Regions from separate parts of the Homo sapiens genome. Here all the other regions are linked to region 2. The links are chromatin contacts, found by Hi-C or POLR2A ChIA-PET in ENCODE. All regions are on one chromosome and are shown on one strand. The core of a region is the stretch at or near the end of the contact, and the rest is flanking DNA. Distances in the headings are between cores, read along the strand shown. Region 1 overlaps DIRC3 (disrupted in renal carcinoma 3). Region 2 overlaps DIRC3 (disrupted in renal carcinoma 3). Region 3 overlaps DIRC3 (disrupted in renal carcinoma 3). Region 4 overlaps DIRC3 (disrupted in renal carcinoma 3).

Evidence for each region. A loop is a pair of places that touch in the nucleus more often than their neighbours do. ChIA-PET counts read pairs that join two places held with the same protein, here RNA polymerase II (POLR2A). Pooled maps may share reads with other maps.
Region 1: a loop to region 2 is called in a map of MCF 10A, with 21 times the contacts of the local background. The contact joins two enhancer-like sites. A Hi-C loop is called at or near these places in 4 of 168 maps with a recorded cell type or tissue (IMR-90, MCF 10A, PC-9 and 1 more) and 7 of 50 pooled maps. POLR2A ChIA-PET finds 5 or more read pairs at or near these places in 3 of 52 experiments (GM12878, PC-9 and activated T-cell).
Region 3: a loop to region 2 is called in a map of heart left ventricle, with 2.2 times the contacts of the local background. The contact joins two enhancer-like sites. A Hi-C loop is called at or near these places in 2 of 168 maps with a recorded cell type or tissue (heart left ventricle and prostate gland) and 5 of 50 pooled maps.
Region 4: a pooled map shows a loop between it and region 2 (5-fold over the local background). The contact joins two enhancer-like sites. A Hi-C loop is called at or near these places in 3 of 168 maps with a recorded cell type or tissue (IMR-90, PC-9 and mesothelial cell of epicardium) and 1 of 50 pooled maps. POLR2A ChIA-PET finds 5 or more read pairs at or near these places in 2 of 52 experiments (BJ and GM12878).

What each region holds. Positions count from the first base shown.
Region 1 is chr2:217,368,770-217,375,417 of GRCh38, reverse strand. All of the region lies in intron 8 of DIRC3 (disrupted in renal carcinoma 3), which reads left to right. Among named protein-coding and RNA genes, the nearest start is that of DIRC3-AS1, 89 kb to the right of the region's middle. RefSeq lists an enhancer at 4,223-5,422. Within about 2 kb of position 3,545, at least 5 of the 41 ENCODE cell types and tissues checked have a DNase peak (open chromatin) inside an H3K27ac peak, as active enhancers do.
Region 2 is chr2:217,710,968-217,717,173 of GRCh38, reverse strand. The region is part of intron 2 of DIRC3 (disrupted in renal carcinoma 3); the gene reads left to right. Among named protein-coding and RNA genes, the nearest start is that of DIRC3, 76 kb to the left of the region's middle. RefSeq lists an enhancer at 3,400-3,449. Within about 2 kb of position 2,758, at least 19 of the 41 ENCODE cell types and tissues checked have a DNase peak (open chromatin) inside an H3K27ac peak, as active enhancers do; they include heart left ventricle and prostate gland, where a contact is called at or near this core.
Region 3 is chr2:217,432,771-217,439,473 of GRCh38, reverse strand. It overlaps DIRC3 (disrupted in renal carcinoma 3), which reads left to right. Exons shown (of 13, transcript NR_186301.1): 4 at 5,358-5,526; 5 at 6,453-6,551. Among named protein-coding and RNA genes, the nearest start is that of DIRC3-AS1, 150 kb to the right of the region's middle. Within about 2 kb of position 5,218, at least 14 of the 41 ENCODE cell types and tissues checked have a DNase peak (open chromatin) inside an H3K27ac peak, as active enhancers do; they include heart left ventricle and prostate gland, where a contact is called at or near this core.
Region 4 is chr2:217,390,732-217,397,250 of GRCh38, reverse strand. The region is part of intron 8 of DIRC3 (disrupted in renal carcinoma 3); the gene reads left to right. Among named protein-coding and RNA genes, the nearest start is that of DIRC3-AS1, 110 kb to the right of the region's middle. Within about 2 kb of position 3,395, at least 11 of the 41 ENCODE cell types and tissues checked have a DNase peak (open chromatin) inside an H3K27ac peak, as active enhancers do.

The DNA of each region.
Region 1 (6,648 bases), core at 2,296-4,795, 340 kb after region 2:
AGAGAGAGAGAGAGAGAGAGAGAGAGAGAGAGAGAGAGAGAGAGCCAAGCATAACAAATGCTTACCAAGAAGTTCCAGGTCATCCAATAATTCTTTTCAGCCTCTCCCATCTGTCATCCTGAAATGCTGGTAAGATTGACTTCAAGGAACACAGTCAACTTTTGTTTTTGGAGACTGTAGGGTAAATATTGAAGATCTGGAACTGTTTGGCTCAAGACTTCAATGCCTTGAATAAAGCTGCTGGACGGTTTGGAAGCCACCTGGCCGGAAATTTAACTTTTGCAGTTTGGGGTATTTTTTTTCCTTCCTATCCTTTAATTCCTCCCTCCCTCCCTCCATCCACCTTAACACCAAATTAGCAATTTGGATGCCATAAATGTAGTGTGGACATGGGTACCAGCCAAGGTCACGAGGCTCAGTATATAAGAAGTGAATGCCAGCTGTATTTCAGAAAGAATTTCCAAGGCTGGAGAGGCAGAGGGAGGAAAGATCTGGGTTTCCTGATTGTGGCTTTTCCTCCCTTTTCTACACGCACACACACACACACACACACGCACACACACACACTACCCTTTTCTACTTTTAATTTCCTGTTTCTATTCTGGCCCTCTCCTATCTGGATTCAGGCCTCCTCTCTTGGTCCCCCTGCCCATGGATGCACTAACTCAACACATATGAAAGTAAAATTAGAGAATGGTCTGTATGGACCCAAACTAATAAAAACAATGGATAGACTAGAGTGATCTCCAAAACTTAACAAAGGCTTTTGAAACCTAAATTCACATTCTGGGGCATGTGGGGGAGGGGAGACTAATAAATGTAATATACTGAGAGAACTGAATTCAAACAAATATATCATGATTTTATTTGCCAGAAATTAAATAAACATTACTCGAATTTATGAGTTTGCTAATTATTGCCTGTGTCTTCAGTATTAAAACTAAGATCAAGACCTTCCTCTGTATATAACAAGAAACTATATCCAGCTATTTATCTACATAACAATATCTGTATCTGTGTCTATATCTCTATCTATGTATATCTGTATCTATATCTAGCTATCTGCCTACCTGTGTAGATCTAGATATATTATAATGGCTCAGCATTTGCATTCTGTGGTCAATGCACAGCCTACATGCATGCACTTTGCTGTAGTTCACAGTCAGACTCAATTTCTGACTTCTAAACACTAAAATTTCTTTATGGTGCAGAACATTGTACCACAGTACTCCAAAACATCGCCCCCATAAAAAAATCTACCCAATACGAAAAACTAAAATAAAAGCAAAGAACAGGCTGCAGCTATGCATTTGAATTAGTTTGATGGAGCCCATCCTTGTATGTTATTGTGAACATTGTATTTGATTTGGGGTGATTTACAAAGGAGGTTCATATGCCTGGGCCCTTTGAAAACCCTAAACTCTATTTAAACAGTGGATTTATAAATGTGTATCCTTCACTCATCAAGCATTTTTGAGCTTCTGCTGTGTGCCAGGATGGTATCAAGACTCTGAGGATATAGAGTCAAAGGAGTATAGTCTTTGCCTCAAAGAATTCACAATGTCATCAGGACTTGGCCGATAACAGTTGGAGGTGATAGGTGTCAGGATAGCAGGTGGTAGACACAGAGTACAGGGGAACCTCTAGGAAGTGGACTTGACTTCCCAGATGCTGTCTGGTGAAGGTATTTTTCCTGGAGGGGGTGATGGTGCTTTGGCAGATTCACAGGCGTTAGCCAGGTAGAAGGAATGTGGTGCTCGGTCTGAATGTGTTCAGGGAGCTGTGTGTGCAAGGCACAATCACCCTAGAAGGGCTTGTGCCACTGTAATTCTGTGCCTGGAGCCTCCAGGGCAAGGCTGTGGGAAGAAGCCAGACTGATGAGATAGTGAGTGAGAAACAAGATCCCAAAGGGTTAAAAAATCTCCAGGTAATTTGCAAACCAAAGGTTACCATGTTCATGTTTGTGTTTTGTAAAGATGTTTCTTCTTTAGCTCCGGCCTATGATTATCTCCTTGAGAATGGATCTACTTTCTATCAGTTGACATACACAGTTCACAAAGAAAAGACTTACTAAATTAGATTATGTAGAATATGAAGCACCAATTAAAAGCAGAACACAGAACAAACAGAAGTGTTGAGTGCAATGTATGCCAATTTTTAAAAATATAGCCAGTGTTGTCACCACTAGATACCTATTGGTTCAGTAGGGTTGGTAAACTTTTAAGGACTGGCAGGTTTTTAAAACCTTTAGCAATGTAATGCTAAGAGATGCTGTCTTTGAGGACTTTCAGATGAATCCTGGAGTGGAAGGTTCCTTTGGCTCTGCCTCTTGGAGGAATTGTCAGGTAGGAAAAGAGGAAGAAACTTGTTCTGGAACAATTTCAAAAGGGGCCATGTGTCCAGACTGGGGACAGAGAACCTTATCTGATTCAGGCTGTACCCTTGACATGAGGCAAAGAGCAGGTCTCTGGAGTCAGACAGCCATCGGCGGGGAATCTCAGCTCTTTTGCTTGCTGGCTAAGAACATTTCTCTGTGCCTCTGTCTCAGATACTCACCACAGCCTACCACTTGGGGCTATTGTGAGAATTAAATATAAGTTAATGTGTATCCAACAATTAGACTCATGCCTGCACCTACTAGATTCTTCTTAAATATTGGCTATTATCATACTGTGTGATTTCCATTATAAACTTAATGAGGCACCTGGCACATAATTAGATGCAGTAAACATTCATTTCCTTTCTCATTCAATACTGAGAAAATAGACATGGAGTGACGGGTATGATGGAAAGAATGTAGTTCAGGAGTCAGGGGCTTGGTGTAGATGGTCTATTGATGATCCGCCCAGCTCTGAATCTTTGTCCCTCCAAGCAGAGCCAGGGATCTGCCTATGGTGTGTGACTCTGGTTATTACTGTGCTGAGCCCCCTGCCCTGCGCATGGAGATGCACAAGCAAACCCCACATCTTGGAAAACTGCATCCTCTTCGAGGCCAGGAAACTGCTCTGTGCCACCCTGTTTCCCAGGGGCCCCAAATAGTCTTCCTCCATTCAAATGCATTTGCATGTCCTCCAAGTCTGACTGAGGCTAGAGGGGATTTCTTGTAATCCGTGGCACATTTCTTTTGATTTGAAACTCTCTCTCTCTTCATCTTTACCAGGGTCCCAAGAGGTGAAAAGTCCACTTTAGTAGGTGCCAGGTTCAGGAATTCTCACAATCCTCTTAGGCTCTGAAGAGCCCTGAGATTTCTCTGTTAGTACAATGGCCTGATTGTGCCGCCCCGTCGCAGTCCATTGACAGGTCGTCAGGCCAGCTAAAAGCTCATCTTAAACAACTACCTCCAAGCTTAAATCCAAACACCACAGCTGCACTTCTGGAACCAGGTTTGTTTTCCCAGAATATCAGTTACAGCATTTTAAAAATGAGCAACCTCATTATCAACAGTGTTTCTGAGAAGCAAGCATTCTTGTAGAAAATGCCAGCTCTGCAGGGCTGGCAGGAGCTACACGGCACACACATTCTCTTGCCCGCCACCCCCAGCCTCAGGCATCACTCAGCCAAACCCACGAGTGCAGTTTAGCAAAAATGAACACCAGAACTTCATTCCTATAAAGGAGCGAGGTTCCTGGGTGCCGGAAGAAGGGAGTGAGATTTCCTTCCTCAGAGGTCCTGGAGAACAGGAGAGAAGCTTGTTCCCGTAAAGAGTCAGCCTCACTTTACCAGAGGGAATCTTGGATTTGAACCTGGGTTTTATTTCCCAGCTTTGGCATCTACTAGTCGTGTAATCTTCAACAAATACTGAAATTTTCCCAGCCTCAATTTTTTTTGTCTGCTAAATAGCGGTAATTATTTCAAAGATCAAATGAAATTATACACAGGAAAAAGACTTGCAAATTAGAAGGCCTTTAACATTTAAAAAGAAGTATCTTATTCCTCTTAATATGATCTGTTCTTCTTTTATACATACATGTGTATGTGTCTGAACTAATCAGGCTGCTGTAACAGGAGACCATTGACTGGTTGGCTTAAGCAACAGACATGTATTTCTCACAGTTCTGTAAGATGGAAGTCTGGGATCAAGGTACCAGGCTGTTCGGGTTCTGGTGAAGGCCCTCTTCCTGGCTATGTCCTGGCATAGCTGAGAGCAGACAGAAAAGAAGCAAGCTCTCTCCTGTCTCTTAGAAGGACACTAATCCCATCAGGAGCACTCCACTCTCATGACCTAATTACCTCTCAAAGGCCCTGTCTCCAAATACCATCACATTGGGGGTCAGGGTGATCATAGAGCAGCATGTAGCTTACCTCTCTTCAGTTAAACCGCAAACCCTTAAGAGTTTTGGAGGACAACAGTTAATTCAAAATAAGTTCAAAACACTGCTCTTGACACAATGCGAGGCACAGAGCAGACATGAAATAAAAGTATGGAGGAATTATTAAATATTATTCATTATCTATTTAAGAATGCAGGAAATTATGTAACATATTGTTTTTTTAAAAAATCCAAGTATACTTATATCTACACACAGATATAGACGTATCGTGTGTATGTGCGTATGTTTCTTTACCTGCAAAGTGTAAATATCTCTTTCCAGAAGACTCAGCTCTCAATGATTTGTTTGTGTTTGAGGCAGCTTGGTGGCTTATGGAGAGCATGGAATCTGCACTGAGAGATACTTCCATTCAAAAGACCTGCTTCTTACTCGTGCTGACTTGAGGCACATTACCTAACCTCTCTGAGCTTTGAATACATCCGTAAATTGAGTCAATGCCTCCCTCACCAGGTTGTGGTGAGGATGGAATGAGATAGCACATGCAAGGCATTTGTCATCATGCCTGGCCCTCATTACTCACTCAATACAAAGCTGTCATCCTACCAACATGACAAATGGGGGAAGAGGAGGGAAGAGAGTGACAGACATGTGGTTTGGATGGCTCATGCAACAGGCGTCCGGGGGTGACGGGTAATGCACTTTGAAGGTCCCTATAATAATATAACCCAGCTCCATGCAGAAGTAAGCCCAAAGGAACAGAGGGTCAAATTAGAGTTTTGAGGCTGAGTATATGTCTCCATTCTAATGAAAAACCTACGGTCAACCAAGGTTGATCTTTTAGAAGACACTTTAAGAGCCTGTCCAGCACTTTGGGAGGCCAAGGCGGGTGGATCACGAGGTCAGGAGATCGAGACCATCCTGTCTAACACGGTGAAACCCCATCTCTACTAAAAATACACAAAATTAGCTGGGTATGGTGGCCCACGCCTGTGGTCCCAGCTACTCAGGAGGCTGAGGCAGGAGAATTGCTTGAACCCAGGAGGCGGAGGTTGCGGTGAGCCGAGATTGCGCCACTGCACTCCAGCCTAGGTGACAGAGCAAGACTCCCTCTCAAAGAAAAAAAAAAAAAGAGTCTGTCCAAGGAGAGGTTCTGACTTACAGTCTCTGGGCAAGTCAGGAAGTGGGAAGTGGGAAATGGGAAACACATCATAAACATCTCTTTCTCCATTCTTTTCTTAGGTGATAACACCGTCTATGTGCTGATGACTGCCAATGTATGCCAAATTTATATATCCACCCTGAAAATGTCTCCAAAACTTTAGGCTTATAAATGCAGCTGCCTCATCTATATTTCTTGTATATCTATTATATATATACACACACACAGCTCAACTTAAAAGTGCAAAAGTCAGTTTTTGGTCTTTCTCCATCTCCTCCTTTATAACTTTCTCTTAATATTCCTTGGATTTCAAGACTGATTCCATGCATTATTGCACCACCTTTTTTTCCCCTAAGTAAGCAATAATAGCACAATGTACTAGGCTCCAGGGACTGTTCTAAGTAACGGGAAGATAGAATAAAATAAGAGACTATCACTGCCCTCAAAGGGCTCACTAAGTAGTAGGGGAATCAGCACATTGTCCTGAAAGTCTCAATGTTGTAATGCTGTAGAACAGAACAGGGAGATAGATGTTTCCATGGAATGATACTGAAGAGATGACATTTTTAGCTGCTTCTTGAAGGATGATAAGGAGGTTACTATTCGATGGGTATTGTACCATTACTGTCCCCACTCAGTTAACCTCCATGTATTTAAGAGAATTATACACACACATCCCATAGATCGGCTTTTGCTATATGACTTGCATTTGCCAATGGAAAGTGAGCAAAAGTTACGTGGGCTACATCTGAGCAGAAACTTTCAAAAACATCATCAGGTTACACAGCTCATTTCCTTCTTTTGCAAGGGCAGTGTGTTCCAGGGAGGGATTTCTCCTCCAGCCCAGATCTCAAAATGAAGAAGACTCAACAACCAGGACTTAGGACAAACGAATATGTAGCCCAGGGAACTTTAGCCTATTGTTCCACCATTAGTATGCATCCGCTGACTCCTTGTATTAGTTTCTCTTCCACCAAGAAGAGAGTGGAAGTGATGTATGTGTTTGTGCACAATCGGACATATGTGAATAAGGAGAACATTTTGCTTCCCAAAATCTTTCTTAAGCCTTGATAAACCATTCTATTTGGAGAGTAAGATCCCAACAAAAAATTCAGACCCTAAAAGATGGTCTCTAGACTCTTTCTATGACAATAGAAATGGGATTTTCTTCATTCCTTGGAGAGAGAAGGATGCAGAGATAAAAGGAGCTTTTCAACA
Region 2 (6,206 bases), core at 1,509-4,008:
TTTCCTGGCCATGAATAAGAATGGATTTGGGCACTGGGGCTGATTAATTTGTCCAGTAGAAGACAAAAAAGAGCTGGAAGAGAGTTGCCCTTTCTTTGTTCTGCTTTGAGCCATGGCCAAGGCCATGTATGTGGTTGAAAAATAATTGGTGGTGGACGGCATCTTTTCAGGACCCTACCACCAGCCATTTGACCTTGTTGCCATCCCAGGCGGATGATTTTTAGGCTCTCAGGAAAGAAAATTTCAAAATATTCTTGATCCCATGAAAGTAGAACTCACACCCCTCACATCCATGAAGTCTCTTCTCTTCGCTAGCCTGCTCAGCCATAAGGGGACTGGATTGAATGAGTAGAGGGCTGTGTATTGCGATTTGGTGATTTTGATTTTCTCATTTTTGAAATTGAGTTTAGAAGTGTTTTCATCCTTTTCTGAGGTTTGGGGTTTTTCCTCTCTCAACTGCCTTCCTCACCCCTATTTCCCGCACTGTTATTAGGGAAAGAAAATTGGAGACCGTGTCCATTTTGAGCACGTCTCCCAGAATAATTGTGCCGTGACACACGGGGAGCGCAAACGGAAAACAGGAAGCCAAGCTGCAAGGGCTCGTTTGAAACTGGCAAACTTTGCAGTCAAGTCTTCAGCCAGAAAATCCACAGATGGCAGCCATTTCCCACACCACTTCCCTCCACATCTGGTTCCAAATGGAGGCTGCCATAGGTCTGATCTGTCTCCTGTGGTGGGGGTGATGACCTTCCCCATCAGCCCCAAGACCAAGTTCAATGCATTTGCTGCTGGCTTCACATGGCCAATGCTGGAAGCAGCAGCCCCTGACCACCCTCAACTGCTGTGACCCATGGAGCTGGGGCTCCATGTGAAGCCTTCCATGGACATTTATTTTGGAGGCTTTTTGGCAGTTTTGGCAGATTTGGGTCAGAAGTGGCTTCAAGAAGCCTAATTTACTTAACTACTTTCATTGTACTTTAGTGTCCTCCTCATCTCAATCTTATAATTTCTCTTAATTTTCAATAAAATGTGCTGGAAAGATCAGATTATTGGGGTATGGGGCTGTCAGAGTGCTCTAATGAGTGAGTAAGATGTTGTAGAAGGATGCTGACAGCAACTGCAAGATGTTTGCAGCTCCTAGGTTGGCAGCTAGTGAAAAAGAAGTGGCAAAGGATGTCTTGGTGGGTGATTTTCCTCTAAAACAGGAGCTAGTAGCATGACCTCCCCAAGAGTCATTCTGTTGCTTAGAGGCAATGATAAGTATTTCACTATTTAAAGGGCTGTCCTCAGGGACAAGGAATCACGAGATTATTCTGTATAGCTGTAGAGGGCTATTATGGGCTGCACTGGTTTAGTTTTTCTGCATAACAAAACTCTACAAAACTTATTGACTTAAAACAACATTTATTTAACTCATAATTCTGAGAGCCAGCAATTTGGGCTGGGCTCAGCTGGGTGGTTCTGCTGACCTGGGCCAGGCTTGGCTGATCTCAGCTGGGGTTCATACATGCATCTGCAGTCAGCTGTCATGCTGGCTGTGGGTTGTCCCCAGGACTTGAGAGAGTAAGAGTCTAAGCTTAGGAAGGCCTAAGCTGGGATGACAGAGTTCTCCTCCATGTGTTAGTTCATCCTGTAGCAGACTATACTGATCTTGTTCTCATGCCAGTGACAGGGTTCAGAGTGAGAGAGCAGAAGTACGTGAGGTCTCTTGAAGTCTAAGTTCAGTAATGGCATGACATTACATTTGATCAAAGCAAGTCATAGATCAGTCCTGCAAAGTCACATGTTAAGGGCATGGATACAAGGAGGAGTGAAAAAGGGTGACCATTTTTACAACCTACCACTTGGGGGACACATTTTGACCTGATATTCAAAGCTCCTTCTAATGAGTTGAGCTGCTCAGCCGTGGGACAGATTGTCCTGCTGGCCATGGGCCTGCTGTAGAGGAAGGACTACCTCTCAGATGATCAGAATGGGACCACTGGGCTGCCAAAAGCCCTTCTGATTCCAAGTGTTTATTTACCAGGAAATTATTTTCACCTACCCAGAGTCGAAGATTTTCATAATTAAAGAATAGGAAAATTGGAATAATTTCCCAAATCCTTGACTGCCCCATTCATGGCCAAATTTCTTCACCCCCCACCCCCTGCCACCATTGCTGACCAGCCTCCTCTCTCTTCCATTCACTCATGTTGCACCCCCAAGTCCTGGCCTTGCCCACGTGTACCTCTGATCACATCCACCAACCTGTCTATGCTTAGTGTCTTGTTGGGGGTAGAGAGCAGAAGACAAAGGAGAAAGCATGCTCTTAAAGACAAAGGCTGCTGGACTCCGAATTTATATTATAGTCTCTAAAGAATGATGTGTGCTGGAGAAGAAAAAAGACACAGCACGTGCATATTTTTCAAAGAAATGCACACGTGCGGAGAGTGGAAAATTAAAGAAGCCAACAACCCAAACCGAAGTTGGTTCTGAAGGAGGGAGATATAAACTTGAGCTCCAGAGCTGGAGCCAAGACAGGAAGTGGGCTTGGCTTGCACGAGGTGCATATGCTGCATGGAAAACCACTCTACGCTGCTCAACTCCCTGTCTTCCTAATTCCCCTCAGCTTCCAGCCTCTGCTGACCCTGGGAACAATGCAGCACTGTGCTGAGACTGTGCCTTTTGTAATGGCCTGGGAGAGGAAGAAAGGAGAAACTGGTCTGGGCGTCTGCGTGTGTGAATCACCCGTGTCACATGGCCAGGCCGGCTGCAGCGTCTCCCCGGGTCTGCACAGGGCACACAGGGAGCATGGCCTGAGCCCATGCCTGGAGGCTGGTCAGCCAGCTGCAGAGTGCCCCACTCTGAACCACACAGCCAGGGAGAGGATGGAGAAGGGGGAAGGTCTGGTGCCATGAGGGCCTTGGAGGACATTCCTTGTTGCCGTGGGGGCAGGCTCTGGGCCCTGGATGTCCCCCGCAATCCCAGATCATTTGTGGAGATTGGGTCTGATGTTCGTGAAAGTCACAGACTTTTTGGTTCATCACTGAGACCTGCAGGACGCTGGCTTGTCTGTTGATTCAGGCAAGACACGTCTCCTTCAGTGTGGGGGCTTTCTCCAAGGACCAAAATATGTCCAGGGTATGGAGAAACCACCTTATTCTGGAGAAAAGAGGGTACAATGAGGTGGGCAGGAGCCAGGGCTGTTCTGTTTTCTAGAACCTTCTAAATCCTGGCTTTAGAGTCACAAGCAAGAGACGCTAAGGCAGGCTCCTCGGAGGGCAGGTTGGAAGATGGTTGGTGTCAGGACAAGAGGAAGATTCGGGCCAGACACCAAGAAAGGCCTGCGCTGTTTGAAGACAGAGCAGATTACTGAGGGTGGTTGCAGCACCCCCCCAATCCCTGTTTCTACTTGGAGAGGGCTTGCACTGCGTGGAGGCACGGGAATGGATCTGTGACCCTGGGCAGTCGGAATTAACCTGACCTGGCCAGCCGAGGTGCCTTCTCACAGACACCCTGCAGAGGGCAGTGTGGTACTGCGGGCAGGACTTTGTTGCCTCATCAACTTTTCTTTCCACCCTGCGGCCCTCCTAATCTTTTAAAATCAAAGCTGCTTAGACACAACCTGAGCGCTGCTTGAATGACATGGATTTAGCCTGGTGCTCTGGGCCCCCTTTGCTGAGGGAAGCCCTCCAGCCTTGGATGTGCTCAGAGAGCTTACCTAACTCTCCCCTCTGCCTGCTTCCAGGCCTTGGGGACAACAGCTAAAAGTGGCTGTGTAGATGGGCAGAATTTGGTTGTACATATGTAGAGCCTCAGGATTTTCAAAACACATTTTCATCTGCTCCTTGAACCCATTCTTAGAGGTGGATGGGATGCTCCGTTTTATAAGAGAGAATTGAGACCCAAAGAGAGGGGAAGTGACAGCTCACGGGGGCCCAGCTGATTCGAGGCAGAGACACGTGGGGGACCCTGGTCTTCTAACCCTCAGTCCAGTGCTCATTCTACCCCTTGCGAAGCCCCTGAAATGCAACCGGTGTCAGTCCCCTCCACCAGCCGACCTCCCCCTCTTTGTGGTTCTGTTTTCTCCCAGGTGAGGGGGGGTGAAGATGCCTCTGCTACTCCTAGATCCTTGAGCCACTCCCTGGCCAACTGTATGATCTCTGGTAAGTCCCCTCGCTGGGATTTGCTTTTCCTACCAGAACAATGAAGTTATTGGATCAGATGATCTCGAAGGTAGCTTGGAACCTTGACCTTTCCTGGTTCCATGTTTGGGCTGTGTCCCCAGTTACAAGTTATTTGGTCGAATTGAAGAATAGAACCTTGCAGGGTGGTGGGTGACAGATGCAAACTCCAGCTGTGAATCTGACCAGACTCTGTGCATTGAGCTGGTTGTTTTCATGTGGAGGGTGCAACCTTGTTCCCCAGGACTTGAGAGAGTCAGGTCAAACCACATGAGGACATTCTGCTTGCTGACAAATGGCATAGACGGTGGTGTCAGTGGATGTGAGTGACAGTCGTCAACTGTGCCCCACAGAGCTCCACACTGAGAGGCCGGTTGTCGGATGCTGGGGGGACAGTGCACTCTTCCAGGGCTGTGCTTCCTGCTCCATCTCCCTAGCAGCCCTTTGTATCCCCGGCAGTTGGGAGTCGGCACGAGCTCTGTTTCTGTGCTGGTTGCCTCAGCAGGTCTGCTGTTTTCCAGGAGGAGTGCATAGGAAAAAGAAAGAGCCAAACCCTTCAAGGCACACCCAGGGTCACAATTACAAGATATACTTTGGATGTGTGGGATGGGGAGGAGTGGAAGGACAGAGCAACATAGACAGAGCCTGAAAGTCAGAATTCCTTTTTGACATCATCAACCACCATTCATTGAGCACTGAGCATGTGCTAGGTACTATGTACCCACAACTGGGTACAACTCTTAATAATCTCATTTTACAGATGATGACATTGAGGCCCAGAGAAACTGTGTAACTAGTCCAAGATGGCACAGCTCAACAGAGGTAGAGTAGTGATGGCTAAGTGCACACCCTTAATTCCTCCTCTAGGCTCTATCCATCTCCCTGACTGAATTATCATCTTTATTATCTCACAAGAAATTAGGCATACCGCCTTAAAAGTAAGACTATGCTCATGAGTAAACTGAGGAAGAACATCTGCCATCTGTACTGTTCCCAGAAATCTGGGAGATGATCTGTTTTTCTTTCTATCTATCTATCTATCTATCTATCTATCTATCTATCTATCTATCTATCTATCTGCCATCTCTGAGTCTTCTCCAGGTATCCCACCAAGTAGGAAGTTGGCTATGATTTCCACATCCATACTCTTACATGTTCTTCTACGAAGTTCTGCAGAGTAGCAAGGGCTGGTGGTGTATTCCTGAGATGAGAAAGTAGAGACCCGGCAAAGGCTAGTGATTTACTCAAGGCCCCAGAGCTGGTTGGTGACTGGCCTAGAACAAGAACCCAGGTTTCCTGACTCCTGGTCATAGTGTCCTATTCACCATGAAAAGACTTCTGGGAAAAGAGATCTGACTTGGCCAGGGAGACCTGGGGATGCTGGCTTCCCAGCCATAGTGATCCTTGCCTGCAGGTGCTTTGAGTTCCTGGGGTTTCTGTGCTAATCTGTGCCCGGAGGCCCAGCCCTGCCAGGATCAGCCGAGGATTTGAGTCCTAATGCAGGTTCGGATGGGAGATTTTGTGGGATTCATCCTACATTTAAGGCCTGGTGTGGGTAGCCAGGGGCTTTCCCATAGAAACCACAGCTATGTACTGTGTCAGGGCTAACAGTCCAGGGGGAGTGCAAAGCTTTGTGCTGCAAACCAGATCTGCTCACCAAGCCATTGCTGCAGCCCTGCTGTCCTGGGGCAGCTGGAGACAGGGAGAGCCCATGGCAGGGAGCCTCTGGTGAAGGCTTAATGGCATTTGCATGGGGTTTCATACCACACAGGCATGGAGTGGCTTAGATTTCTGAGAAACCGTTCCACCCTGTCTGGATGGCTTAAGGGAAGCCTTTGCTGGAGGAAGGGACCTTGACACATGATTTTTAGAGAATTTTTTCTACTTAGGTTATTGCTTCCTCCCCCTAGTTTTGCTTTTCTGCTTAAAAAACTGGCATGGTTAAATGCCTGTAACGTAAAACTTCAACTCTTTACCTTGACAATAAGTTTACCTTCTTAGCTCATCTTTGCTACTCTCTTCCTCTGGCCCTGTCCTTTCTCT
Region 3 (6,703 bases), core at 3,969-6,468, 280 kb after region 2:
TCTCTTGAAGTGCTAGGATTATAGACATGAGCTACTGCACCCAGCCTCTCTCATTTTAAAAGTGGGGAGTAGGAGTATTTATCTCACTGCGTTGTTGTGCAGCTTAAATCTGTTGATATATGCAAAGACTTAGGAGACTGATTGGTATATAGTAATCTCTATATAAGTGGTTGCTATTATTATTTGCTATTCTGAGTGAGAAAACAAAAATCCAGAGAGATAAGGTAACTTGAAAAAGCTCCCAGCTAGTAAATGGTAGAGCTAGGCCTCAAATCCAGGATTAATTAACTCTAAATTCAAGTACTTAATTGTTATAATATTCTGCCTCCTCAGGAGACATAAAAAATATAGAGACATTAGAAAACAAAAAACATCAGAGTTACTGGAGAGAAGTAGGGTGAATCAGAAATACAGGAACAGAAACTTTGTGGCAGAAATCTGGATTTTCTCTTACAGGGTAGCAGACAGAGCTGTGAGTCTACCTATCAACACACTCCCCCTTTCCTCTCTTTTAAAAGGCCTACTGATGGGTTCAGGCCTTTGCCTTCCTCTGTGAAGTTATGAACTTCTGGAAAGATGGAGCCCCTCTTCAACTCCAGAACTTTATTTATGGTTGATCCGAGTCAATAGTGGTCCTGTTCTTCTTGATAGGAATTGGTTTGGGCACGGGCAATAAGATGTGAGAGAAGGCCTTATCCCATGGAAGGGTTTCCATGAAAGGTGTATTCATGTGCGAATAGATGAGCTCTCTTTTCTGTTGGATGTTGTGGTGTCTGGGTGTCTTGGTCTTTTGGGCTTCTATAACAAAATACCATAAACTAAGAAGCTTATAAAAAACAGAAATTTATTTCTCACAGTTCTGGAATCTAGGAAGTCCACGATCACGGCACTGGCAGATTCAATGTCTGGTGAGAGCCTGCTTCCCAGTTCATAGATGGTGCTTCTCACTGTGTCCTCACATGGTGGAAGGGGCAAGACAGGTCTCTGGGACCTCTTTTTTAAAGGCACTAATCCCAACCATGAAGGCTCCACCCTCATGACCAAATCACTTCCCAAAGGCCCCACCTTTTAATATGATCACATTAGTGGTTAGGTTTCGACATAGAAACTTGCGGGGGACACGAACACTCAGACCATAGCAATGGGTAAGACTATGGTAGTCACGTTTCACCAGTAGATTAGCTAACCCAAGGACGAGCCCATACATGAGGGTGCTAGAGCAGGAGGACAGAAAGAACCAGGGCCTTGTTGATGTCTGTGAGCTTTGAATTCACCAGCCTCAGAATTGTCCTACCCATAGACTTTTGTTATAGGAGATAATGTTTTCTTAATTGCTCAAGCCAGTTGAGATATATTCTGTTACTTGCAGCCTGAACCATCCAAACCAGTTCAACTACAAAATCAAACTCTTGCTATAAGAGGAGAGAAAGAAATAGTGCCATGGTATCTTTAGGTGTGTGCCTAGAGGGGCGGCCCCAGATCTATGGGTTTGTTTCCGAGAGTGAGGATGGGTTGTGGCCCTGCAGGGTTGCCGCTGAAGCTGGTTTCTCATGTTGTGTTGGAAAAGGCCATTCTGGGAGCTGGGTCACGAGCTCCTGGAGAAGCAGAGTTCCCCAGCCCTTTAAATGGAGGAGCTCCCATAACAACCAAACAAGCAGGATTCCAAGCGGGAAGATAACAATGATCTTGGAGCTTCTCCCTACTCAGATTAGATGCATGAAGGTAATAAAAACCACCCAAAAGAAACTGCAAAAAGAGGCCTTGGGAAGCACATTCAAGAGGGTGAAAAGGAAGAACAGAAGGAACCCGTGGAAAGAAAATCTTCCAGACCAAATGATGGTCCAAAAATAATGAGACCAAAGTTCAAAAAAGTAATTTAAACCAAATAAGGCAGGGAAAGCCTAGCCAGCAAGGGGCGGGCTCACTCTGCAGGGAGCAGGCGAGCAGAGGGGATGGAGCTGAGCAGAGTTCAGTTCAGGACAGCCCATGGGTCAGAGGGAACTGAGGAATGTGCCCGCTGCCCAGGTCAGCAAGGGGGGCAGCATCAGATGGCATGCTGTCTTACCTCCCCTGCCCCAAGGGGCCTGGAGCATTGCCACCACCCTCACTGGTGATAGGGCTGCTTGAAGTTGCAGAGCACAACCCATCTGGGTGGGTTTGCCGCCACTGCAACAGAGAGCCTGTGGGACCAGGCAAATGAAGGAAGCCTTACTTGCTCATAGCCAAGCTTCTTTTCAGGTTCTATTTTATATTTTATTGCAACAAAGAATTCCAGGGCCATACTCTGAGCCAGGGATGATGGGTGCTAAGCTCATTAACTGCCTGCTCAGTTTGTGGACTTGTTCCTGCTGAATCTGTAGTCCAGGTACTGCCAGTTTCTTAGTGTCAGAGCCCTCATAGGGTTCATTTGTGCATCCTGCATGTGGATATGTGTGTGCATTTACCCAGATTTTTAAAAAGCTTTCTATTTACCTTTTCTATTTAGCACATACCCTCTTCCATACTTAAAACTCCACACCTTCTACCACAGCTTTTAGAGTGATAGCACTGGGTTACAATACATGTTTTCGCAGGAATTGAGCATTTAAAGAGGTACTAAAGTGAACATGAAGAATTTAAATTCTAGGTAAACAGCTCTCAAAAGCTCTCTCTTCTTTGTGCTTTCCCTGATTATGATATCTGATATTTATTCTTATGACAGAGGACAAACTAAACTGTGTATCACAGTCACCGATTGATTCACTCTGCACCACTGGTCCCCAGTGGCATTTGGGGGCAATGTGATGTCTTTTTCTTAACTCAGGGCCCTCTTAGTCCCTCCTTGTCCCTCTCTGGAGCACTTATGAATTCTTAGGTCCACTGTTCAGCCCGGGCAGGCCATGGAGTGCAAGCAGTGCTGCTGGAGGCTTGCCTAGCTGGTCACTTTCCTGCTCCACCGCTAAAGTTTCCGCCCTCACTCAGGCCATGCTGAACATGGCTCTGTGTGGGGCTCTTCCAAGATGCTCCCAGTCTCCCCTAAGCTGTGTTTGGGAAACAGTGTCGCTGGTCTCCTCCTCCAAATATTCTCAGGTTCCTTCCATATCTAGTTGGAAATGTTCACTATGCCTCCTTCTGATCTTGGGGTTCACCTCGGGAGTGGGGAGATTAGGACATGTAAGTCACATCTCTCTGCTGTATTTCTGTCTTTCTCTCCTGCTCACAGCCCCCTTGGGATACACAGATAGGTTCCCTTTCCGCTCTGGTCTTCAGAGTAGGGTGTGTGTACAACATTCCTTTATTTTCTTCCCACCTGGCAAGTGATTTGCCCGTCCCTATTTCCTGAGACATGAAGGCAAATAGGGTGCAAGGAATGAGAACTTGTTTTCACAGATAAGTGAACATGACCTTTGAAGTGGTTAGAAAAACACAGCAATCACACTAGCATACATAGACCCTTGAGGCTGGCTGGGAGCCCTGTACAAAAAATAAAAATAATAAATAATAAAGGCTGCTTTCTGGCTGAGAAGGGAAGGGAAGAGTGAGGATTGTCAACAGTATGGGGGTAACAACTCCACAGGTTCTGCAAGTTTTTCTCTCTGAAAAAGAGGACTCTTGACTTTTCCTGCTTTGCTTTTAATTTCAAAACAGCACACATACTTTCATCTCCCACAGGATGTTCCTAGGAGCAATAACGCCAGGGATGAATTTCTTCCCATCACATGAGCAGGATGGCACAATGAAGATGCCCCCGGGAAAGACCCTCCTATTTTTTTCTAATTCAGAAAAAGCAGAAGAATAATATGATACACATATCCCCTGCTCATATTTAAAATGTTCACTTTTTGTCACTTAGGCTTCAGATAGTATATCTCACAGTTAAAATTGAAAACCATTTTGTTCCTCCTCTCCATCCTAGTCTTGCTTCTTTCTCTCCAGCGATGACCACTGTCAGTAATTTGATATATACTATTCCGGTCCATGTTTTTATTAGCTCATTACAGATTTTATATATCAGATAATAGATGGTATTGCTTTGTAGTTGTAAAATTTTGGCTGAATAATACACTGCATGAATTGTTTTGCAATTTGTTTCCAGTAAACAATATGTTTTTGAACTGTATATTTTCTTGCATATAGATACAATCCCTTCCTTTTTTTTTTTTTTTTTTTTCCTGAGATGGAGCCTCGCTCTGTCGCCCAGGCTGGAGTGCAGTGGCATGATCTCAGCTCACTGCAACATCTGCCTCCCAGGTTCAAGCAATTCTCCTGCCTCAACCTCCTGAGTTGCTGGGACTACAGGCACACGTCACCATGCCAGGCTAATTTTTGTATTTTTAGTAGAGACGGGGTTTCACCATGTTGGCCAGGCTGGTCTTGAACTTCTGGCCTCAGGTGATCCTCCCGCCTTGGTGTCCCAGAGTGCCGGGATTACAGGTATGAGCCACCACAACTGGCCAGTCCCTTCATTTTAAACTGCATTTAAGTACTCAGTTTGTGAATACAAATATCTATTAATTCCTCACTAAAAAATATTCGTTTTTCAATCTTTTCTCCCAGGGTTTTATTTTTAATAATAGGAACAATTGGCTCTACCTAATACTTCAATTTCAGCCCAAAATTGGCCAGAAGACATCGTTGCCTTAGAGCAGCCTGTCTTCCAGTTGACACTGAACTGCTGTCGACCGGAAGATGGTTGAGAGTCCACATGTGCCCCCAAATAGTTGCAGACTGTGTGTGCAGGGCCTGATTCTGTTCTCTTCTCTGGAAAATGGGATCGTAACTGTTTCTATCTTCTTGGGCTGTATGAGGGATTGGTGGTGTGGAGCTTGTACCACAGTGTCAAGCAGACACCCCTGTTCATGCTAATACATACAGTATTTAATGCCTGGTATAGACCTAGACCCCTGACTCCCTGGCCAGTTGTTTTTCAAAGACACTCCCTGCCTGTGTTACCACTGTTGGTAAGACCATGTCTCAAAGAGTTAATCATCTGGAAGACAGAAATCTAACCACAAGAGGCAGAGGCAGTAGGCTGTAGAGTTAAGTGGCAGGCTCACAACCCCAAGTGCTGTCAGTACTCACAGCTTCTTCACGCCAGCAGCTGTCTGTACTCTGGATTGTTTTGAGCGTGTCTTTGCAGGGCTTGCTTGTGCCTGCCAAGTTCAGCTGCCTGCAGAAGCACAGCTCAGAGCCGTCCCTATAGGCCTAGTCCTTGCACAGGTCTGGCCAATCAGAGCTCTGTTACCAGGCAGAGCCTCTCTCTCCAGCTCTGGTCACTGTCAGCCTAGCTGTCCAGGCACCCTTCTGCAATTTTCGTTTGAATTGATTTTTTTAAAAGCACCTGATATACACTTTTCTTCTTATTCTTCTCCTTCTAGTCCTCTATTCAAGGCCCTACCACAGAGACACACAGGAACGGAACTCAGAATCACAAACAAAGAAACTTTGATCCAAGAAAGAAAATGATCTTTAAAAAGACCCTCGTTTCATGCTGGCCGATGCTGAGAAAATCTGCTCTGAAGGATATTTGGAGACACTGATTAAAAGGTAGTACCATCACCACATATTTAACTTCCCCCTCTTTTTCCTCTGCTTCTAGGAGTAGAGAAACCAACAAAACCAACCGGAGAGAGATGGTTTCAAACAATCTGTCCCCCACCCCACCACTATTCACACCTTTCACAAGGGCCCAGCCACAAAGCCAGTGCAACATGACATCAATCATCAGCAAAGTGGAGGTGACAGACCCTGCCTTTCCCCTCTTATGGCATATTTGCTCATCTTCTCTCTTCCCCACTCCTCTCTGATAAGAGAAAGGACGAAAGCAAGGCAAGCGCATTCCTGAGCGGGAGCTGCAAGCGCCCAGGCTCATGACTACTGAGGAGCACACTGGAAGGGGAGAAAAGGAGGGGGGAAGATTGAGGGACCAAGATGGCGGGATAAAATGCTGTGGATGGAAGGGCAAGTTCTCCTGGGGTAGGAAGTATGAGGGGTCAGGGAGTTTGGGATGCCAAAGAACAGGAGAAGATTGAAAGTTTAATAAGCAACCTTGACATATGCTATGGCACATCCTAAAATGTTAGAAGAGATGTGAGTACAGGTTGGAATACCGGTATACCCATGCTGTTTTGAATTCAGTAATGCTTTGATACTGAGACATGCCCCACAGCTTTCTAAGCATTACACTTACTTATACTGCATTTTTAAAGCAGTTTTATAAGAACATATGTAAGTAGATCAGTACCATTAAAATGGGGTTAATTTTTTTTCCAAGTCACAATGGTGTAGGGCAGGTTGTGGTGGGAGGATTAATTATCTAGAAATCTGGCTAAAGCTAATTATGAAACTGTTATTGCTAAGAGAAAGGGGGAATTAGGCAGAAAGCCAGTCTACCTTGCTTCAAATGGATTTTCTCTAGATATCTGATCCTCTCAGTCTCTTCCTTAACCTCTCCTTCTCTTCCCCCTTTCTAGATGGTTGTCCCAGTGGAGGGGGATTCTTCGTGTTACGTAGATAGGAAGCACGATGCAAAAGTGTTGAAGCAGGAGTGTAAAGAATAATTAAAACACCTGGTGAGTTCTAATTTTATTTTTGAAGAACATAGCTTCTAAACAAGTGTAAAATACAAGCCATGGCCCTAAAAGCCAGGGTCTAATGAGTTAAAAAATGTCGTGGTTCCCATATCTTAAAGTTTTGCAACTCCTCCCCCTACCCCAAACAAAAA
Region 4 (6,519 bases), core at 2,146-4,645, 320 kb after region 2:
GCTAGTAAGTCCTGAGAATTGCCATGTGGTCTTTTAGGTTCGTCCATCTTATTTGGCTCCATTTCTTCCCAGATCTTTAAAGTAATATTTGTTTCTAATATTAATATTCCCTTAGATTTGGTGGGTGGCATATATGTATGTGTGCTTGTGTGTGTGAGAAAGAGAGAGGAGGTGAGGGGGGATTTGCACAAAGCTTCTCCTCCCAGAGCTTCTGCTCAGTAGAGAAGTGGGGTATTTCCTGGTGGATTGTATGTGAGCCCATTTTCTATACAGACAGCTAGCCTTGAGCTTTTGTCTCAGGGCTTTCCTGAGGACAGTCTTGATACATGAATAGGAATGCTATGATTTCCCAGAGTGAAGCAGTAGCCTCACATCCACACCAACAGGAAAATGGCTTGGTATAAATCCAGTCTCATCTCAGTAATTACCCCACCAGGCATTTATGTTGGGCTGGGTCCCAACACCCTACCAGGATAGCCGTCATCTCCACTGTGGGCTCAAATGACCCACTTTGCAGCTGAGTTCATCCTGGAACCCCATGGAGGAAGGAAGAAGGGAGAGTGCTGAGGGTGGGTCTGCTGCTGTATGCTGTGAATCCATGAAGGCTGGGGCCACTGGGCTGGGTCGTTCTCAGGATGGAGACAGTGCCTAATGAAGTCCCCACAGGCCAGAGTATCACCAGGGAATGACTTCTAAGCCCATGCTCCCAGTTTATTTTTGACTTTCTTTTGGGGTTAACTGCCAAGGATAATCCATGATCTTGTTTACTCTGTGGCTGGCTAAATATTTAAGCTGACTAGAAATAAATACCTCAAGTCTACATCCCCTGAAGCAGTTCCTCCAACTTCATGTAGTGGGGCTTTATGAAGCACAAATGAGGGAAGCAGAAGCCAGCGGTTTTGAGGAGGAAGGATTCATGCAGGGAAGGCTAGGAGCCCGATTCAAGTCTTAGTGACTCAGTGGTTAAGAAGAAGACTTTAACTCCTGTCTCTTGGCTCCCAAGTGGAGAGCTGAGTCCAGCAGACTAATCCACTGCCTGACCTGACCCAGCTCTACAAAGCTGTTGGTTGAGAATTCCAAAGGCCATCATGAGCAACAAGTCAGTCCTTGATGTCAGCCTCTCAGATCTGCCAGCCATGAAAACACTAGATCTTCCCCAGTTTCCAGAGTCAGAGAGAGAGTTATCACCTTATTATAATGCAATCTAACTGGAGAATGCTGGTACATGACAACATGAGTTTTACCTATCATCAGAAAACAAGCAAATGAAACAAACATAAGATGGCAAAATTGAGGGAAAGATGTGGTCATCAAAAAAACCCACAGTTCTCTATCCTCTGAAGATCCTTGGGAGTGTGGTAGGAAATAGACCACATTGCCTACCACTTCCAAAGAATTAGCATTTATAATAGTTGACATTTAGCAGGCATATATTATGTGCCTCAGGCATTGTGCTAAACGTACATTTTCTCATTTAACACTTTCCATTGAATCCTTACAAAACTCTTCAAGTTAGAAACAATTTCTAAGAGTGGTGAGGGTCAAATGAACTAATGCATGTAAAAGTGCTTAGAAATTATAAAGTGTTGGCTGGGTGCAGTGGCTCAAGCCTGTAATCTCAGCACTTTGGGAGGCCGAGGCGTGTGCATCACCTGAGGTCAGGAGTTTGAGACCAGCCTGGTCAACATGGTGAAACCCCATCTCTACTAAAAAATTTAAAAATTAGCTGGGCATGGTGGTGGGCGCCTGTAGTCCCAGCTACTCAGGAGGCTGAGGCAGGAGAATCACTTGAACCCAGGAGGTGGAGGTTGCAGTGAGCTGAGGTCACGCCACTGCACTCCAGCCTGGGCAACAGAGCAAGACTCTGTCTCAAAAACAAACAAACAAACAAAAAACAAAAAAAAAAGAAAGAAATTATAAAGTATTAAAAAGATGGGAGGATTCAACGCATGTTATTTTATTAAATGACTCCTAAAAATTCCTTTGAGCCTAAGACTTACGTAATGAAATAATAGATGTCTAAAAGATATGTGATCCAGCCCTATCACATACCACAAAACATCACCTAGAGAAGTGACATCAGCCTTTTCAGAGAGGGAGAGAAATGTTGTACAACCTGCTTAGGGAACCACAATAATGTACAACCTTCCTTCAATAACCATAAGGATGCTCCGGTCAAATAAGTTGGCCACTAACAAAGACCTACGTGTTGTCAGTTACTAGCTGTGGAGGTTCTTCGTTGCTTTTTGCATCTTGGTTAGTGGCTCTGATCAGGGATGTAGAATTTCCAATTTGACCTCTCCTGGCCTCAGTTTTCACACCAGTAGAATGGGGATATTTCACATGTTTGTACTAGTGCATTAAATGAGTTGATCTATTTAAAACATCTGTCAAAGTGCTGACATACAGGAGCTCATAAAAACAATGATTAAACACCCACTGTTTCAGCCCGGTTTGGAAACTAAAGACACAGAGCTGGTGGGGCTTACTCAGGGCACTGACACGTTCTGTAAAATGGGTGGTATTTGAAAGGAAATGAGTCTCCTGGCATAGGAGTTGGTGGAATGTATGTGTCCTTCAGGCAAGATCCTTGTTTGTTCTTGTTCATACAAAGCCACCCACCTTGCCATTGCATCACTAACTCCTCGTTGGCAATTAGTTGTTCTGGAGTGTGGAGGCATATGAAGGAGTTTGTTTGGGACACTGTAGAGATCTGTTTTGTATTTCATTAAGACAGCTAGAGGGGCCAGCCCAAAAGCTGAAGAGCATTAGAACAGCCATCAGGGTCTATACCCCAAGTAAACAGCTTGGGAGATGTATAGCTGCACTGTCAAAAGAGGAACTTCTGAATCAGACAGATCTCTGTGTTTATAGGCAAATTTCTTAACTTCTCTGAGCTTCAGCTTTAAGGATTAGATATAATAATTTATATAAAACACTTGGCCAGTGCATAATAGATATTCCATATTATGTTCATTTCATTGTTTTTCCAATTATTATTTCAATTATATTCCATATTATTATTTTCAAACCACTTTTATATACATTATTTTAAATTATCTCATTTGGTAGTGAGATAAGACAGAAGAGCAGAAGAGAAACTAGAACCAAAGATTCTCAGAAAATTAATTAAATGAGCTGATGCATTCCTGGCCCTAATATTTCCCACTCTGTGTTCTAGTTCTGATTCTGACACCACCCCAATCAATCAGCAGCTGGTTTGCTCTTTGTTCTCTGATGAATTCCATGGACTAAATCATCTTCAGGTGGTGTGACTGAAGAATGACTGTACAATCACATGTGTTTCAGAAGTGGGACATTAACTCTATCCATATTTGGAAGTTGGGGGTGTGAGGGCAGAGGGGTGGAGGGGTGCAGGCTGAATCGCATGGCTGCTATTGAGTCATAGGTTCTTTCCAAAGATTGGCTGTTGAGTTCTGAAAAGCGGATCATCTCTGGCCCTAAATCTTCAGGGTTGCAGAGGCACAGCCCCAGATGAAGGAATTCTTGGCTCTTTCCCATGGGCTCACTGCCCTGCACGAGGTCTGTGGGAGTGCTGGCAGAAGCAAGATGAAGGGAATAAAGAGAGAGGTGGAGCTTGCCATATCTGGTAAGTGCTGGTGCCTGAATTCTCCTTGTCGGCTACAGCTCATTATATCTAAGACCTCAGATTGGATACTCATCAGCTAATTATAGCCTGAGACCTCTGGAAGTGTCCCTAGACATCAGTTGTCCCCATTTAAACTGAGTGGGGGGGGGGGGTGAGGTAGTAGCAATCCTGATCCCTAAGACCACGAGACTCTGACGGTTTCTGGGTCCAACCCAAAAACCTATCTTAGCAATTTAACTGCGGATCATAGAGAGTGGGCAGGTTACATCATGAAGAGAAGTAATATCAGGAGAAGCCCCTGGGATGGCCTTGCCTGCTCATTTGATCAAGCCTTCCCATTACTCATGTTTTCAGAAAGTGCTGCTTGTCTTCTTTTCCATGTGCCCTGTGTGAAAACTTAAAAAGTTTGGAGATGGCAGATCACGAAGAGCCAGGGTAGGAAAGTCAATGTGGTTGTCTTCTGAACACCCAGCGTCTTCCATTCCAGAGCAGGTGGCAGCAGAGAGTTGACACTGCCTCCCTCTCACACTGTACACACACACACTCAATGCATTGTTATTCTTCATTTTGTGTGCTCAACATGTTTATTCTACTGTGTGTCTGTTGTTTGACTGTTTAGGACAGAGTATTGTACCTCAAGTGACATTCTTCTAGCAAAGGACCCTGTCCTTCAGCATTATTTTTCATAACCTGGAGCTGTTCCACTGGTAAACAGCCTGACTTGTCTATTTGGTACTGGTTATCACTCAAAAATATTATTTTTTTGTGGGGGGACACAAGGTGACAAAGTCTGATTTCAGAGTATCTGAAAAGCCTTTATACTTTACTACGAAATGATCTGTGATTTTCTCCCAGAAGTCTCAACCTTTAGAATTTTTTTTCTCTAGCTGAAACCTTTGTTCCCTGGCAAAATGCTAGAGAAGTGCTGTACGAAAGGGTGCACATTAATGTTTATATCTCAGCTACACTGTAATGATGATGAGTATCGGCTTTTATAGAAAATTAATTTTGGGGTGGGGGTGGCAAAAAAAGAGATAACTAATTTTGCAAGGGAATGGATGAAGACCACTTGGCTGGGGTGGCAGAAAGGGGAATAAAAGGGGAGATGAGAGGGAAAGGAAATGGGGCACCCTTTAAGAGGACAGGAATGTAAAAAATAACTATGCAATGTTGCTAAGGAAAAGTTTCATTTTTTCATAATGTTGAGGAAAAGCTGTGCTTATGGTGAGGCTCTGGGAAAACTGACATGCAGTGTGTTCTCTTTAGCTAATCTATTCTTAAAAGGTAAAACCAAAACACCTAGATATTGTAAGATGAGCACATGTCAAAGATTTTATATTGCTCAATAATTAATAAGGGAACCATCAAGATGTTAGAATTGGCTTGCAGGGCAATTCAAAGAATCACACATATACAGTGTTTGCATATGCTAAAGTTAGATCCTGCTTATATGATAATATGATTTGACTGTGTCCCCACCAAAATCTCATCTTAAATTCCCATTTGTTGTGGGAGGGACCCAGTGGGAGGTAATTGAATCGTGGGGACAGGTCTTACCTGTGCTGTTCTTGTGATAGTGAATAAATCTCATGAGATCTGATGGTTCTATAAGGGGCAGTTTCCCTGCACAAGTTCTCTCTCTTGCTGCCACCATGTGAGACATGCCTTTCACTTTCTGCCATGATTGTGAGGCCTCCCCAGCCACATGGAATTGTAAGTCCAATAAACCTCTTTCTTTTGTAAATTGCCCAGTCTCAGGTTTGTCTTTATCAGCAGTGTGAAAATGAACTAATACAGTAAATTGGTACCAGTAGAGTGAGGTGTTGCTGAAAAGATACCCAAAAATGTGGAAGTGGCTTTGGAACTGGGTAACAGGCGGAAGTTGGAACAGTTTGGAGGTCTCAGGAGAAAACAGGAAAATGTGGGAAAGTGTGAAACTTTCTAGAGACTTGTCGAATGGTTTTGACCAAAAGCCTGATAGCGATATGGACAATAAGGCCCAGCCTGAGGTGGTCTCAGATGGAGATGAGGAACTCGTTGGGAACTGGAGCAAAGGTGACTCTTGTTATGTTTTAGAAAAGAGACTGGTGGCATTTTGCCCCTGCCCTAGAGATTTGTGGAACTTTGAACTTGAGAGAGATGATTTAGGGTATCTTGTGGAAGAAATTGCTAAGCAACAAAGCATTCAAGATGTGACTTGGATGCTGTTAAAGGCATTCAGTTTCATAAGAGAAGCAGAGCATAAAAGTTTGGAAAATTTTCAGCCTGACTATGTGACAGAAAAGAAAAACCCATTTTCTGGAGAGAAACTCAAGCTGGCTGCGTAAATTTACATAAGTAACGAGGAGCTGAATGTTATTCCCAAAGACAATAGGGAAAATGTCTCCAGGGCCTGTCAGAGGTCTTCACTGCAGCCCCTCCCATTATAGGCCTGGAGGCCTAGGAGAAAGTGGTTTAGTGGGCTGGGTCCAAGGTCTCCCTGCTGTGTGCAGCCTAGGGACTTGGTGCCCTGAATCCCAGCAGCTCTAGCCATGGCTGAAAGGGCCAATGTACAGCTCGGGCCATGGCTTAAGAGGGTGCAAGCCCCAAGCCTTGGCAGCTTCCATGTGGTATTGAGCCTGAGAGTGCACAGAAGTCAAGAATTGGGGTTTGGAAACCTCCAGCTAGATTTCAGAGGATGTATAGAAATGCATGGATGCCCAGGCAGAAGTTTGCTGCAGGGGTGGGGCCCTCATGGAGAACCTCTGCTAGGACATTACGGAAGGGAAATGTGAGGTTGGAGCCCCCACACAGAGTCCCTACTGTGGTACTGCCTAGTGGAGCTGTGAGAAGACGGCCACCATCCTCTGGACCTCAGAATGGTAGATCTACTGACAGCTTGCACTGTGTGCCTGGAAAAGCCACAGACA